Regions from separate parts of the Homo sapiens genome. Here region 1 is linked to region 2. The links are chromatin loops, found by intact Hi-C in ENCODE. Cell type or tissue: PC-9. All regions are shown on one strand. Links, peaks and the distances in the headings refer to the core of each region. The heading gives the core; the rest is flanking DNA.

Region 1 (8,217 bases), core at 1,784-6,783, 180 kb after region 2:
ATAAAAACATAAGAAAAAGTACTCTTCTAAAATTGAAATAATGTGGAAATATGTAGTTATACAAAAGTTCTCCAAACCCCTGTCCCACCCTCTTTCTCTGAGGTAAACACTTACTGGCATATATCTGCTTAGAACTTACTTCTGCATGAAAAAACATTTTGCTTTAAAGCTTTAAGTATGGAAGTCCCTAGTGTGGGTTGCATGTACTGCCTACTAAGTTTTTAATTTCTATAAAAGAACATGCTGTTCTAAGTACACTTGCAGTAAGCAAACATTGTCTTTTTAAAGTAATTTTAAATTAGAATTGGACCTGAGTTTTAAAATTATCTTTCCTTGACAACCTTGAGATCCTGTGGGTGTGAGGCAGTGATTAATGTTTTCATTTGACTGTTTTGTTTGTTTGCGTGCTTGTTTTTAATTGACTGCAAATAAGACTGATTAAATGCACTGACTTTTGAGCTGTCCAGCCTGCCTTAGGTTACAAATCTGTCACTCATCATATAACTTTGGGCGAGTTACTTCTCTAAGTCTTGGTTTCCTCATTTACAAGATGGTGAGACTAACGGCTACCTATATGGTAGGGTTTTTTAGACGTAAATGAAATATTGCAAAAAAGTAATTATCACAGTTCCTGCTATATATTGGTATGTGTCATCAATGATAGTAGATATTTGAGTCTTTAGAAAAGAAATCTTTATTTTAAAATTACATTTTATTTTAGAGCTCTGAAGCCACACGATTTTAAATTCTAAATCTACACTGGGCCAGAGCAGCTGTCTGATAAATAGATTACATTCCAAATGTGCTTCAGTAGACACCATTAGCGAAATTGAAAAAATAATAGAAAAAGACAGGAACTCTCTAGGAACAGTGTCCCTCTACGCTTAAAAAGAATGTGTCTTGTTTTCACATGTGGTATCATACAGTTGGAATTTTGGTTTTGGTGTGAGTTTTTTTACTATTAATAAGTAATATTTTAAATAGGATTATTTTCATAATCCTATTATGAGCTCATGTTCTCAACTTTTGTATGAGTAGCCGCAGTGTTTTGTTTTGTTTTGTTTAAATAGAGATATGGGGGTCTTGCTATGTTGCCCAGGCTGTTCTCGAACTCCTGGCCTCAAGCAGTCATCCCGCCTTGGCCTCCCAAAGTGCCAGGCTTACAGGCATGAACCACCATGTCTGGCCTACTACAGTGTTTAAGATCAGCTACCTTTTTTGGAGATGCTGGAAGTTTGTACAGGAGCGTGTAACATTTATCTTTCCTATAAATCTCTAGCTATTTTTAAAGTCAAGCCTAGGCCATACTTCAATTCTGATGAAAATAATTTTATTTATTATTAATAATGGGAACTGTAGTTACCTTTTTGTGAAATAAACCTTAAATGATGAACCTTTCTATTAACGATTCATTTATAGAGTAGATGACCACAGGACTAGAATCAAATAGTATAGGTTATTATCAATTGTAAAATCTGGTTGCTTAAGCAGTCAGTGATTATTAAGAAAGCAGTTAGATTCTTAGCATTGTTGATGACTAGCTGTTGGAGTCTGTGTAACTTTTGTCACCCTGTTGATGTCTTAAAGCTTAGTCTATTATGTATTATGTATTTCTCTTTTTACTGAATCGTTAATCAGTACTATTGTTGCTGTTTTTTAAAATGTACAACTAAAATTCTACTCTTTGTTATTTTGAAATATACAATAGATTATTAAATAATAAAAAATTTTAAAATGTGCACTTACAAATTCTTAGTCCTTGATAATTTTCAGTCTTATTTAAGTCCTGTTTACTGGAAGTAAAAAGAAAAGGAGTTTAGGTTTCATTGTATAGTTGGTTTCCTTTAAACAGATTCTTAGTTTTTGAATACTTAGAGTATCTTAGCCATATTTACTTGACATAAAAAGAGAGATAATGTAGATCTTATTGCTATATCAGTTGTTGAATTTTTTGTTATGTGCTTTACTTACTATCTGTAAACATAGCTCGAAAACTAAGACTCCACTCCTTAGACCAGTGACCAGAGTTCAACACCCTGGTGGAAATTCAGTATCTTTTTTATTGTCTGTTGTTCAGTAAATATTTGCATATGTCATTTGCTACACGTTTATATATATTTTTTGACTGTGTTTTTTTTTCAGACACTTTTTTTTAGCTCATCCTTGTGAAGAAAGACACATTTTTTATGTATCCTGTGGATTTTGGAGGGGAAGGGCTGGGATTTGGAAGAATAAGGGTTAGAAGCTTGCTAGAATGCCTGTATTTTATACCTAAGTACCTTCAAAGGATTTAAGGCAGCATATTTACTGGTAATTAGTGGGAGCTTAAATAAAAAGATAGTTTTATTAAAAAGACTTGTAAGGCTGGGTGCGGTGGCTGACGCCTGAAATCCCAACACTTTGGGAGGCCAAGGTGGGCGGATCACCTGAGGTCAGGCATTCAAGACCAGCTTGGCCAACATGGTGAAACCCAGTCTCTACCAAAAATACAAAATTCAGCCAGGTGTGGTGGCACGTGTCTGTAATCCGAGCTACTGGGAAGGCTAAGGCATGAGAATCGGTTGAACCCAGGAGGCAGAGGTTGCAGTTATCTAGAATCTGTTTATTACAAATAGTTGTTTGTGAGGCAAGAGGTTACTTCCAGAGATTCCCAAAGTGTTTTATTAGTGTAAATAATAAATACGTAATGCATAATATGTAAAAATACATAAATAATACATAATATTTAAATAAAACAATGCATAATATGTAAAAATACATAAATAATAAATACATAATATTTAAAAGAATATATTTGTAAAAGTGCTTTTCAAAGATCTAGAGTAAAATAGAGCTTATCTCAAACACCTTCTTATTCCTGTTTCCATCCCAGCATGTAATAGGATGAAGAGTACTTAGTAAACAGTCATTCCTTGTTCAATCCATGACTGCTTACTGTGTCCAAAACTGGACTGATACCTTGGGGTTATGGAAAGCACTTAGTACTAGTAAGAGAGCATAAGTACCTACCCTAAGTTACTTATGTTCTAATAGGTTCATGAAATTAATAGTTCGTGACCAGCATTTTTTAAAAAGAAATGAAATAGCAAATATCAGAATGCATCACATAGAGTAATGATGTGTAGGTTCGTGAAGATTTTATTTTAGTTACATAAATTTATGTATGATGGATTGTGACATTAGATTTCCTACTGTGGCTTTGGGTCAAAACATTTTGGAAGCCACTGTTTTACAGACACCACTCCAAATCTTGCCTAAAGGTGAGAAAAGTAGAGTACTTGGATCAAAGGATGTGTGAAAGGTTATAATCGGGTGGCCAAGGTGGCTCATGCATGTAATCCAGCACTTTGGGAGGCTGAGGTGAACAGTTCACTTGAAGTCAGGAGTTCGAGACTAGCCTGGCCAACATGGTAAAACCCCATCTCTACTAAAAATGCAAAAAAACCTAGCTGAGTGTGGCGGCGCATGCTTGTAATCCCAGCTACTTGAGAGGCTGAAACAGGAGAACCACTGGAACCTGGAGGCAGAGGTTGCACTGAGCCAAGATTGCACCCCAATCTGGGCGACAGAGCAAGACTCCATCTAAAAAAAAAAGAAAAAAGAAAAGTTATAATCAGACATGAGATGAAAGTGGTAAGATTTGCCTTGAACACCATGCTAAAAAGTATGGTGGTGGGGAAGTTAGAAAGGCTTTTATTGGGGAAGGCAAGTATTTAAGTTTTTTGAATACCTGATATATTCCTCTGGTTCAAAGCCCCGAAAGTATTGCAGAGCATGTAGTGAGAAGTCTCACTTCCACCCCATCCTCCAGTCCCCTAGTTAGTTCTCTTTGTGACAGACATTATTAGTTTTTTGGGTATCTTTCCAGAGATGTTTTATATACGTAAAACGACTGTGTATGTTTTTATTTTGTTCCTTTTTTACATAAATGATAGCAGACCATGTACCGGATAGTTCTTTTTGTTTGTTTATTTATACCTATTACGAGATTGCTCCATCACAGTACAGGAAAAGCTTGATGGAAGGTTGTTGAGGAAGGAAAATGACTAGATCCGGTCTATAGGTTAAGCAGTCAAGGCTAAATTAGAAAAACAGAATGTTCCCTCCGAACTTGACCTCAAAACTCACCTTAGATGCTCCTGCCTTTCTTGCCTTAAAGTTCTTAAACCACCCTCCAGCCAAACACAGGTGAGACTCTGTGCTGTAAAGCCCAGCTTAATTCTCGATTTCTCACTATTTCCACTAACTTTTTATCTGTTTCCCTGTGGGTCTTTGGGACTCTGTCCCTTTACCTCTTCCCAGGAAGGCTTTTCTGACTTGCCCTCCCCTAAATGCTGGGTTAGGGGCCTCATCTCTCTGCTTATCCTCATCATAGCATCTAGCACACTCAATCGTAATTACACGTTTTCTGGCAACTTTTCTCATACTAGAAGCCCTTTCTATGTGCAGGACACATTGCTAGAGTTTTTTTTGAATACTTCATGTATTCACTTGGTTCAAAGCTCAAAAAGTATTAAAGAACTTATAGATAGATGAACACACAATGTCTTTCTGTCATTAAGGAGTCAGAGAGACAAGATATACACATAAAAAGATAAGTAGTTTTGTGTAAGAAGTGTCCAGTGGTTGGGAGATAAATAGTGTTGACTCAATGACTAAGTCAGTGTGGTATGATGGGTGCGAGTGCCATGTGAGTCACTGGTAGCTGAGTCAATTAAGAAGAACTTATTGGAAGAAGTGGGACCTAATTGAGTAGTAAGGGAATATGGTATCTTGTGTGAGAAGATAAGTAGATGTGCCGAGAACTGTTTTATTTGAGAAGGGAACATAGCAGAAGGAAATGGGATAAATAGGACTTAGAGAAGTACCGGAAGTGCACAATGTGGAAAGATGAAGTACGCACTAAGTCATATGACAGAATCTAAGCAAAGCGATAAGAAATGCTGAGAAAACAGTCATTCAGAAGGAACGGTGAGATACAATGAGAGGAATACTAAAGGTGGAAGGGGGACAGTCCACAAAGGACCTGTGTGAACAGAGAGGCACATGAAATAAATGTAAATTCCCTTAAGCATTTGTGGCCTAGCCCCAGGTCACGTGAAAAGTGGGCAGGCCAGCAGGGTCTCAGCCTTCTTATTCCTCCATAGCTGCTCAATCTAATTGGCCTGCTGTTTCCTGATGAGGTGTGGTGACTTGTCTCGTGGTGTAAGAGGTTTCCTTTAAGCTCTGCTCTGCTCTGCTCTTCTCTTCTTTTTTCTTCTCTTCTCGAGACAGAGTCTCACACTGTTGCCTGGGCTGGAATGCAATGGCACATTCTCGGCTCACTGCAACCTCCACCGCCCGGGTTGATGAGATTCTCCTGCCTCAGCCTCCCGAGTAGCTGGTGCACACCACCACACCCGGCTAATTTTTGTATTTTTAGTAGAGACAGGGTTTCACTATGTTGGTCAGAGTGGTCTCGAACTCCAGACCTCATGATCTGCCCGCCTCGGCCTCCCAAAGTGCTGGGATTACAGGCGTGAGCCACCGCGCTCTGCCAAGCTTTCTTTTCATTTGCTGATTTATTTACTGGACCTGCATATTGGGAATGTGACTTCTAACTACATATTTTTAAAATTCCACTCCAACCCACAGAACTTGGATGCCCCCCTAGAGTTCATTTTAATGGAATTTTTTTCTTCTGTTGTGGTGAGAAAGGAATTCTGGTGTTACATTTAAGTCATTACCACTTGGAATTATAGATTATATCAGAGTTTTCCCAAAGAGTTTTAGCATGCCTGTTGTTTTAAATTTGAAAGTCTTTTATATATGCATAACAGGAAACTTACGGAAATCTGAAGGTCATCCTTCTGGAATCTGAGTATAAAAGAAGACCAATTCAGTTATTAAAGTGAAGTAAAAATGCAGTTCTTTCTTTTGTAATTGGCGTTAATTCAGTTGTACAAATTTTATTTATTTTTTATTTTATTCCTTTTTGAGATGGAGTCTCTCTCTGTTGCCCAGGCTGGAGTGCACTGGTGTGATCTCGGCTCACTGCACCCTCCACCTCCTGGGTTCAAGCAATTCTCCTGCCTCAGCCTCCTGAGTAGCTGGGATTACAGGCGTGCACCACCATGTCCGGCTAATTTTTGTATTTTTAGTGGAGACGGGGTTTCACTATGTTGGCCAGGCTGATTTTGAACTCCTGACCTCAAGTGATCCACCCGCCTCAGCCTCCTAAACCGCTGGGATTACAAGCATGAGCCACTGCGCCCAGCCACAGATTTTAAAATCTATATTTAACTATTCTTAAACTGAAATGTTGGAGAAAATTCCTTGGTATTATATCATACTCATTATCATACTACTAGCAATAATTTCTGCTTTGTTCTGTTCAGGAAAATCCAAGAACGTTTAAGTAAATTTTAATTCAATTGTAGTAGGACTGCCCAACCCATCTGATACATAAACAACAGGTGAAATTCTTTTTTAAACCCAAAATGAAGCTCTGCTTGTGAAAATGATTAACATTTTAAACAAGACAGCTTTTTTATTTTTGAGACAAGGTCTCACTTTGTCCCCAGGCTAGAGTGCAGTGGCGTAGTCATGGTTCACTTCAACCTTGAACTCTTGGGCTCAAGTGATCCTCCTGCCTCAGCCTCCTAAATAGCTGGAACTACAGGTACACACCACTGGGCCCAGCTAATTTTTAAATTTTTTGTAGAGATGGGGTCTTGCTTTGTTTCTGTATTAGTCAGGGTTTTCTTAGAGGGACAGAACTACAGAACTAGTAGGAGATATATATAAAGGGGAGTTTATTAAGTGTTAAGTTACACGATCACAAGGTCCCACAATAGGCTGTCTGCAAGCTGAGGAGTAAGGAGAGCCAGGTTGATTCCCAAAACTGAAGAACTTGGAGTCTGATGTTCGAGGGCAGGAAGCATCCAGCATGGGAGAAAGATGTAGGCTGGGAGGCTAGGCCCTTCTCTCCTTTTCACTTTTTTTGGCCTGCTTTATATTCACTGGAAGCTGATTAGATTGTGCCCACCAGGTTAAGGATGGATCTGCCTTCCCCAGCCCACTGACTCAAATGTTAATCTCTTTTGGCAACACCCTCACAGACACACCCAGGATCAATACTTTGTATCCTTCAATCCAATCAAGTTGACACTCAGTAGTAACCATCACAGTTGCCTAGGCTGTTCTAGCCTGGCATCAAGCAATCCTCTCACCTTGGCCCCCCAAAATGTTGGGATTACAGGCATGAACCACTGTACCCAGCCCAAGTAGGATTTTCTTTGAGCAGCATGTTGGCACTCAAAAAGTTTCAGATTTTTGAGCTTTTTGGATTTCAGATTTTTAGATTAAAGATGCTAAACCTGTAATTTGTTCTTTTTTGATACAGTGCATTGGTTATGAGAAAGTTTGCCACCCACATTGATATATTTTGTTGTTTTACCTTGTGTCTTAAGTGGATGAATAACCCTTTTTAATAAGCTGATGTGGTAGAAATATCAAATTAATAAGAATCTGATGTAAATAGTTGAGAAATCCTTCATCCTCTCCTTAAGAAAGTATTTTAACCTTGCAGGCTGTAGAAAATCTCTGTTCTTACAAGATTTCTGCAAACTTGTACAAACAGCTGAGACAGATCTGCGAAGATCACATCAAAGCACAGATTCATCAATTCAGAGAATATCCTTTTTAAAACAAAAAATCGTGAATAGTTTTGTCTTCCTCTCTGTCCCTACCCCTCACTGTTTAACCCAGCTTGAAGTAGAATGCCTGTATTTTGTAGGTTTGTCATTTTTTGTGCCTTGTGTTTCTCGAGAAAGAAACACATTTTGACTTTTCAGCCTTAATTCGTGTCCAGGACTACGTGTGGTATTCATGTAAATAAGATGTCCTTATGTCTTTATCCTTTTTGCCCTATCAGATTTCCACTTGAGGAAAAATAATCTCCTAAGGGAAATAGTAAACTGAAAACACGATGTTCAGTTATGTCTAAGACTTGTTTTTAAAGGTGTTTTTTAGTATAAACTATGTTTTTTTTTTCTTTTACAAATTAGGAAATAGCACTTTGGTGCATAATCAAGTGCCATTTAGTTTCACTTAGTGTGCAAGGTATTCATGTTTAAGACTAATATGCTCTCTGTCACATGGCACATATGACTTGTACCAAACGCTTTAAAATATCCTTAACATATGTTTCAGGGATTCATTGGATAGCGTTCTTTT
Region 2 (8,217 bases), core at 1,721-6,720:
TTATTGGTCATGGGGCGCATAAAACATCTTATGAATGTTTCACTGCCGAAGAAAAATTGCTTCAAGCTGAGCTAGGATAGGAGTTAGGTATTACCATGGATATGAATATATTTTCACAGTTCAGCTCAATTACCACATTGTTTATCATGTTGCTTTACAACATTGCAGACTATTAAAGCTACTTTTTCATTTTACAGTATAGGAAACTAAGGCTGGCCAGGCAGGTGATTTCAATTTGCTCAAAGTCACATGGCTAGTTAGTATCAGAACTGAACTAGAACCACCCAATGAGCACAGTGCTCTTTCTACTGCAAGGATTTGTTAAAATAGTGTCTGAACAGGGGAAAGATTTTAAGTTAATTGGTCACAAGTGGTCCCCATACCCTGCTGTGGGGAGCTTAGCGGAGGTTCCCTGAATAAAAACATAGTTTGGGACTGGAGAAGAAATTTTCCAGGCTCTCGGTCACTCAAACAAATAGACATCTTTTTGAGCATGGATTGCCCATTTGTTTATTCAACAAACACTTGTTGAGCCCTGTGCTGGCTGGGGATAGAAATTTTTTTAAAACCCACAGTCCCTGCCTTGACAGAGCTTAGAATCCACTGAGGAGAGACTGATGTATAAATACTAAGTTCAATAAACTCCCATAGCTATTGGGGGGGGGGGCACAAGAGATGGTTTCAGAAACGAAGTAATCAGCCAAAAAGGAAAGCAGGCCAGCTAATCACTGAGCATGATGTAAGGCAGAAACTTAAGTGCAGTATGGTCAGAGTTTAGTGTAAAGAGGGAGGGAGGGATCTTTGTAAGCTACAGAGTTCACGGAAGGCTTTTTGGAAAGGTTAAGTCTAGAAGTAAGCTTTGGAGTATGTGTAGGAATCATATAACCAGAGAGGATACTTCAGATGAGGAACAGCATGAGCAAAGGTAAAGATACAAGAAAGTATATTGTCTATTTGGGGATGGCCCTTCAGATATTAAGTTTAAAACTGTTCTTAAATCACCCTTCACCTTTTGCTTCTCTTTTGCCTTTCCTATAAGTACCTCTGGCCAGCAGGTTACATTTGAATTGTTTCTTTACTCTCCAACTTCACTCTTCATGCTCACTGTGCCTCTGGTAGTCTGCAAGGCCACCATGTACAGTTGTGCATGTTGTTCACTGCACAAAGGATACCCAGTCATGGAGGTGAATGGGGGCTGAAATCCATACTGCACTGTACTCACCAAGTAATGCTTTCCTTTCCTAGTTTGATACATGTGCTTGCTAGGCCATGCCCCCAACCCAAAAAGGAGCACTTTTTCCAGTTTACAGAAAGGTACCCTAGCAGTGGCTGAGGCACTAAATCATATGTAGATGAAAGGTAAATAAGTGAGGTAAATAAGATTTATCTCTGATTTGTTCCAGCTTCAAGTCTTTACAGCTGAAGCCACTAATGAAGCCACCACAGTTCCACCACAGTTTTTATGCTAATCATGACTAAAGTAGGAAAAGTAGCAAGAGCCCCAGGGACCCTTCAGGAAGCTTAGAAGTGTCACTTCCCTGGATCCTGCATGAGGTGACCCAGAGATGACCTATGCCTGATGTGGCTCCCTTGATTTCATTTCTCTCTAATCCTAAACTGGATGACTAAGTGGTACCATTTCCCCTGACTCAGTTATTCTTTCTCATAAGAAAACTACACTTCTGTATGACTCACAACCAAGCTTATTCCTTATTTCTTATCTCCCCTACCTGGCAGTACCACCAAAATCATCCTTAGAAATCAACTGGACACGCACTTGCCATACCCACCTACCATGGTTGGTAGTCTTGTGCCAAATCCTGACTCCCTTTTCCTTCCCACCTGTCCTGTGCCACCAAGAGCCACTCTTCCCCACAAGCTACCAATCGGAGCTTTCAGACCTCCAAGTTTCCCTGGCTTTATCAGGCTTAAAGGGCTAAGCCTCTATAATATAAAAACCCAATAGTACAGGGAGTCAAAGAACTCACCACTTGTCAAGTTTCTCTCCACTTGACAGTCCAGAGCACATAGGTGGCCTACTCAACTCATTCAGTCACTCATGGACTTGGGTTGATTCCTTCATGTTTCTCTGCCCTTCTGTAAGGCAACAGCCTTATCTGCCAGTTTCAAAGCTGAGTAATGTGTGCTATGGGCACATCCATATTTCTTCTGTTAGAGGAAAAAAGTAAAGAGAAGCACATGTGCAAAGTTTAAAGAGCTGGGCCTAGAAAAAGCACACATCACTCCTACTTACATTTCACTGGTCTCAGAGCCACACCAGACCACAAAGCGGGCTGGAAAATGTACGTAAGTACCTAGCTGGACATCCTCACCCTGGCTACAGGTCTATTATTAAGGAAGATGCCAAACTATCAGTAAAAAGCATCTATTTTGTCATAATTTTTTACCCATGATAGAAACTTCATGATCAAGTATAATAAAGTTCAACCAATTTAAATAGAATCAAACTTAATGTATTAATAAATGTGTTTAAAGCATAGCATATACTTTTCCCTTACGCACTGTTTCTCAAAGTGTGGTGCATGGACTCTGGGTGATCCAGGGCCACTGATCATTCCCAGAAACCTAGCCAGTGACAGAGGAAAAAGCAATAATATTATTTCTTTACATACCTTCCACATATTTGAGATGTAAGGCTAATTATGATTTTTTACAGCAATCACATTACATTCTTTTTGTCAAATTACATTCTTAACCATCCTTATGTATTTTTTTTTTGAGACATGATCTTGCTGTGTCACCCAAGCTGGAGTGCAGTGGTGCGATCCTGGCTCACTGCAACCTCCACCTCCCAGGCTCAAGCAATCCTCCCACCTCAGCCTCCCAAGTAGCTGGGACTACAGGCATTCACCACCACACCTGGATACCTTTGGTATTTTTTTGTGGAGACCAGGTTTAGCCATATTGCCCAGACTGGTCTTGAAGTCTTGAGCTCCAGTTAAGAGAATAAACTTCCGGCTGGGTGCGGTGGCTCACGCCTGTAATTCCAGCACTTTGGGAGGCCGAGGTGGGTGGATTGCCTGAGGTTAGGAGTTTGAGACCAGCCTGACCAACATGGTAAAACCCCATCTCTACTAAAAATACAAAAATTAGCCAAGCGTGGTGGCACATGCCTGTAATCCCATCTACTCAGGAGGCTGAGGCAAGAGAATCACTTGAACCCAGGAGGCAGATGTTGCAGTGAGCCGAGATCATGCTACTGCACTCCAGCCTGGGTAACAGAGAAAGACTCTGTCTCAAAAAAAAAAAAAAAAAAGAAAAAACTTTTGAGGAGGTCGAGGACCCCGAGAAATGAGGGGGTTTGCCTAATGTCAAGCACTGGGTGTGCAAACCTGCAGCTGCTGTGACAGTTTCTGGCAGTGAGTCTCTGACACGAACAGCTCCCTCTGTTCAGGGAGGACCCGGGCACCCTCACTTTGAGTCTTGGTCTTACTTTTCATCTAAAAGGGTGGAGCGGATCCCCAGCTTTTTCAGTTCTTCCACCAGGTCCCCATTCTGGTGCATCTGGGCTCCATTCCTTTGTTCTTCCCTCTAGCTGAGGAAAAATAACCACTAACCCTGAGGAGACAGCCTGTGAGGTTTAGCTCATAACTGACATGTGGGTCAAGTGAGGCAAACTGAATAGACTCCAACATCATAGCCTGGCATTGCTATTTACCCCCCTCTAGTAAAAACAAAATTCCATCTAGTTCATGACATCTGAAAGGAGGTATCTCACGCTGCCTGCTTGGAGGGCAATTCATTTGGAAATCTCTCTGGGAAAGCACAGAGCAGAGCTGATTTATGGCACCACCACAGGGTATCACTGCAAGCATCAGGACCAAGTGGAGGAAGTGCCACTGCCCAGCCCTGAGGCCAGCATTCCAGCCTGTGAACAAATCCTGTGGGTTGGAATGCTGCTGCTAACCCAATGAGATGGACTGCTGGCCCACGCGGCAGCCTCTGACAACACTTAACTGTGAGAGACCTGGGCTCTGGGGAGGCCTCTTCCTGCTGAGTCACGGCGATGTGACCACCAGGGTGGGAACCGAGCCCAGGAAAAGTTCTTTCTGGACTAGGTCGACCCTTGTGCAGATTACTGGTTCATGCTGAGTGCTTTTCCCTGAGACATCAGGGCCTCTGTCACCCTTTCCAGACCAGCCCCTCTGGCCACTGCCATGCCAGGATGTATCTTATGGCACTCTTGGGACTCTAGGGTGAAGAACCCACCAGATTTAGAAATTTTGATGACTCAGGTACATGGAAATGTGAAGGTCTCTCAAGCTATCAACAAAGCAAACAAATTTAAAAAAATGAACAAAATCTCTATCAGGGCCTGGCGCGGTGGCTCACGCCTGTAATCCCAGCACTTTGGGAGGCCGAGATGGGCGGATCACAAGGTCAGCAGATCGAGACCATCCCGGCTAACACGGTGAAACCCCATCTCTACTAAAAATACGAAAAAAAATTAGCCGGGCGTGGTGGCGGGCGCCTGTAGTCCCAGCTACTCAGGAGACTGAGGCAGGAGAATGGCGTGAACCCGGGAGGCGGAGCTTGCAGTGAGCCGAGACAGCGCCACTGCACTCCAGCCTGGGCGACAGAGCGAGACTCCGTCTCAAGGAAAAAAAAAAAAAAAAAAGTCAATGGGATTTTTGGGGCAGTAAAATTATGTTGATTTTTCCTCTTTTTATTTTGCTGTATTTTCCAAGTTTTATATTACTTTTATGTTGGAAAAATAAACTTTACTAAGGAAAAAAGGTTTGTCGAATATTAAAGTAACAATAAAAATAAGCCTGTGTGTGTGTGACAATATCATATAAGCAGTCGAAAATGCAAATATGAAGTAAGAAGATAAATGTCTGAAAATTTGATTTTATTAGACCTGCCATCCATTTGCCCCAGTCTCCAGCATGCTCTTTATAATAAAATGTATCAAATTGTAGCACGAAGTCATCAAAGCTTTTACATAACTTTCTTCCTGTGTTGGCAGTTTATTTAAAAAAAAAAAAAAACCCAGTTATCACAGTTTCTTCTTTGTCCATCGTTTTCCATAACGGAAGAAGCTATACATAATTTGGGGGAAGATATTGTCTTTGCAGACTGACATATTTGCAGAGGGGTCATGAATAATGATTCCAAAGCTCCTAGTTTAACTCCTGAATCAGGCAAAAAATAAATGGCAATATAAGAACAAATTTTGTTTACAGCAATATCATAATACAGCATTGAATTATTACAGTGCAGTGGTTGTAATTAAGCTCACAATAAAATCTTATTAGCCCAAACACCAGACAACCTAAAATCACCCGACTGCTCACGAACGGAAATGATCAGTGCAACGCAGTTGTCTCAGTAGTGAAAACCAAAATCGGTAAGGTTTTTCTGGCAGTGAGTCTCTGACACGAACGGCTCCCTCTGTTCAGGGAGGACCCGGGCGCCCTCACTTTGAGTCTTGGTCTTTCTTTTCATCTAAAAGGGCGGAGTGGATCCCCAGCTTTTTCAGTTCTTCCACCAGACCCCCATTCTGGTGCATCTGCAAAAGAATGTCACAGCCCCGCACAAACTCGCCGTTGAGGTACACTTGCGGGATGGTGGGCCAGTTGGAATAGTCTTTAATGCCTTGTCGCAGCTCGGGGTCGTCCAGCACTTCGTAGGCCGCATAGTCGCGGACGCCGTGCACCCACAGGATCTGCACCATGGCGTTGCTGAAGCCGCACTGGGGTTGCTCCGCCGTCCCCTTGAGGGAAGACAACCACTTTGTCCTTCACCAGTGCGTCCAGCCGCTCCCCTGAAACACCACCGCCCGCACCCGAGCCCGCCGCTCGGCCGAGGGACCCGCTCATCCCTGCATGCTCGCCGAAGCCCACGACGCCCCAGGTCTTTGGCTGGCCACCTAGAGCTCTCCTCGGCCCACGGCCGCTTTTACATAATTATTAATCAAAGTACAGTTAACCCTGTGATAAACCAATTGAATATTTTGAAAGCAAGCACGAAGTAATTCTTTGCTGTATGAAGTTGATGAATATTGTGACGAAGGCAGGGAAGATATAAAAGCTATGGGGGTTTCATTCAACGTTATTAGACCTCTTGGCAAAACAAGTACAAATCACTTCATTGCCAAGAAGCTTATAAAACCAGGCACAATATCAATGACAAAGTGACTTAGAGAAAGCAGAGTGAGTCATCAGCAGAATTTTTATAACAACGTCATAGGACATCCGTAATATCTATGGCACACAATATAAAAGGCAATTATTATCACATGTGGACACCAGCAGATATTCTACTTTAGAGACAGGTAAAAACACGGATATGCAGACTCTTGGCATAGGAGTGGTATGTACACACACAGACACACACACGCACACACACACAAACACACACGGGAGAAGTGCTCCACATTTTTGACACTGAAATCCCATGCTATAAGAGAAAAGAGGTTTTTTTTTTAAATTATGCTTGTTACCTTAGATACAGATTTTCATGCAGTTGTTGTAAGAAATACTGCAAAGAGAAACCATGTACCATTTTCCCGGTTTCCCCCAATGACAGTGTCTTGCAACACCATACAGTATCACAACCAGGATATTGGCATTGATACAGTCAAGATACAGAATGGTTCCATCACCACAAGGATCCCTCATGTTGCCCTTTTATAGCCACACCCATTATCTCCAACTCCACCCCCTTCTTAACTCCTAGCAACCACTCACATGTTCTCCATTTTTATAATTTTGTCATCTCAAGGATGTTATACATTTGGAATCATATATAATCGGGTCATTGCCTTTTTTCACTTAGTACAATTTTTGTAAATCCACTCAAGATGTTGTACATATCAATAATATGTTCCTTTTCATTTGTGAGTAGTGTTCTATGCTATGGATATACCACAGTTTGCTTAACCATTCACATGTTGAAGGACATTTGGGTTGTTTCCAATTGGGGGCTATCAGGAATACACTGCGGTGAACATTTGTGTACAGGTTCTTGTATGAACATAAGTTTTTAAATCTCTGGGATAAATGCCCATGAGTGTAATTGCTGGGTTGTATGGTTGTTGCATGTTTGGTTTCATTAGAAACTGTTCAACTCTTTTCCAGAGTAGCTGTACCATTGTACATTGCCACCAGCAATATAGGAGAGATCTAGTTTCTCTTCATAAAAGGAAAGGTTTTTAATTTAGTTAACAAGTGGTTTTTTTTAATGAGTCATGAAGTAGATTGGAAAAGGGGCACTGCGGCCAATTCTGAAGAGCATTAGCCATGACTGCCGCCCAGAAATATGTAGCAAATAAAAGAGGTTGCACCCGTATGTGAAGCCACTCACGACTTGATTAACAATGATCAGCAACATGCCTTCTGATCACAGTTCAGTATTGAAAAAAACAAATACTGTGAGTATAATAAAATTTTGGCCCCTAAGAAGATGTCTTCCCAGCATGCTGTACAAAGAAATAAGCAGTAAATACTAATCTCCACTTTTCCACACTAAGCATGCCAGCTGTTGAGAGAAGCTGCTCTCCCATAACTTTTTGATACAAGGGATAGGGAAAGGGACCTTATGAAAATGATAATGCCACTAAAGAGCATTTCTCATATTCAAATGCCTTGCTGAAGACATATTTTATAGCCACATTTTCAGAATATTAAAGAACCTGTAGTTATTAGCTCAGTGGTGAAATACTGCCATGTTTAATGTTAAAGATAAAATAATCAGAATTTTTTAAGAAGACTGAACTATGATGCAAACAGCTTTGTCACTAAGAATTTGATTCTGTCCCAACATGTGGAGACTTTATGCACTTCTTGAAGAAAGAAATCGACTATATATGATTGGGTATATGTAAATATCACGTTCAAGTTCTTCAGTGGAACTTGTAACCACACTTTTTTGAACTAAATGCAGTCAAAGTGGTAATTTAGGAATGCACACCCATCTGTTTCCCAAGTTCAACTATTCTGTCTTCTAGCCTTTGACTGTGATTTGTTCAGGGACTTTAGTATCTGATGGAGTGCTTCAAAGTACTATCAGGGAACCGTCCTTGTAATATCTAGCTTTTTGGATGTATAATATCTATAGGTTTGATAAGGCCACTAAATACTTAAGGCAGTTCCCAATGACCTAGGATTCTGAATTAGAATTTTTAACTTTTTATTATGAAAAACTTCAAACATGTACAAAAGTAGAGTAGATAGGATAATGAAAGTCCAGGTA

Evidence for each region. A loop is a pair of places that touch in the nucleus more often than their neighbours do. Peaks named below come from ENCODE experiments on the same cell type or tissue, not always from the same donor. Only the 100,000 strongest peaks of a DNase experiment are listed, where the experiment ranks them.
Region 1: it touches region 2 in a loop (16-fold over the local background); 1 of 110 quality-filtered maps calls a loop at or near these places.

What each region holds. Positions count from the first base shown.
Region 1 is chrX:120,546,593-120,554,809 of GRCh38, reverse strand. It overlaps CUL4B (cullin 4B), which reads left to right. Exons shown (of 20, transcript NM_001079872.2): 3 at 7,571-7,674; 4 at 8,194-8,217. Among named protein-coding and RNA genes, the nearest start is that of CUL4B, 10 kb to the left of the region's middle. RefSeq lists an enhancer at 4,190-5,389. In PC-9, for the core only: no CTCF peak of the experiment used is centred there; a DNase peak (open chromatin) is centred at 4,689; H3K4me3 peaks cover 1,224 bases; H3K27ac peaks cover 4,662 bases.
Region 2 is chrX:120,730,620-120,738,836 of GRCh38, reverse strand. It overlaps the pseudogene GLRX5P1. Among named protein-coding and RNA genes, the nearest start is that of C1GALT1C1, 100 kb to the right of the region's middle. RefSeq lists an enhancer at 1,151-2,350. In PC-9, for the core only: no CTCF peak of the experiment used is centred there; a DNase peak (open chromatin) is centred at 3,976; H3K4me3 peaks cover 2,472 bases; H3K27ac peaks cover 4,746 bases.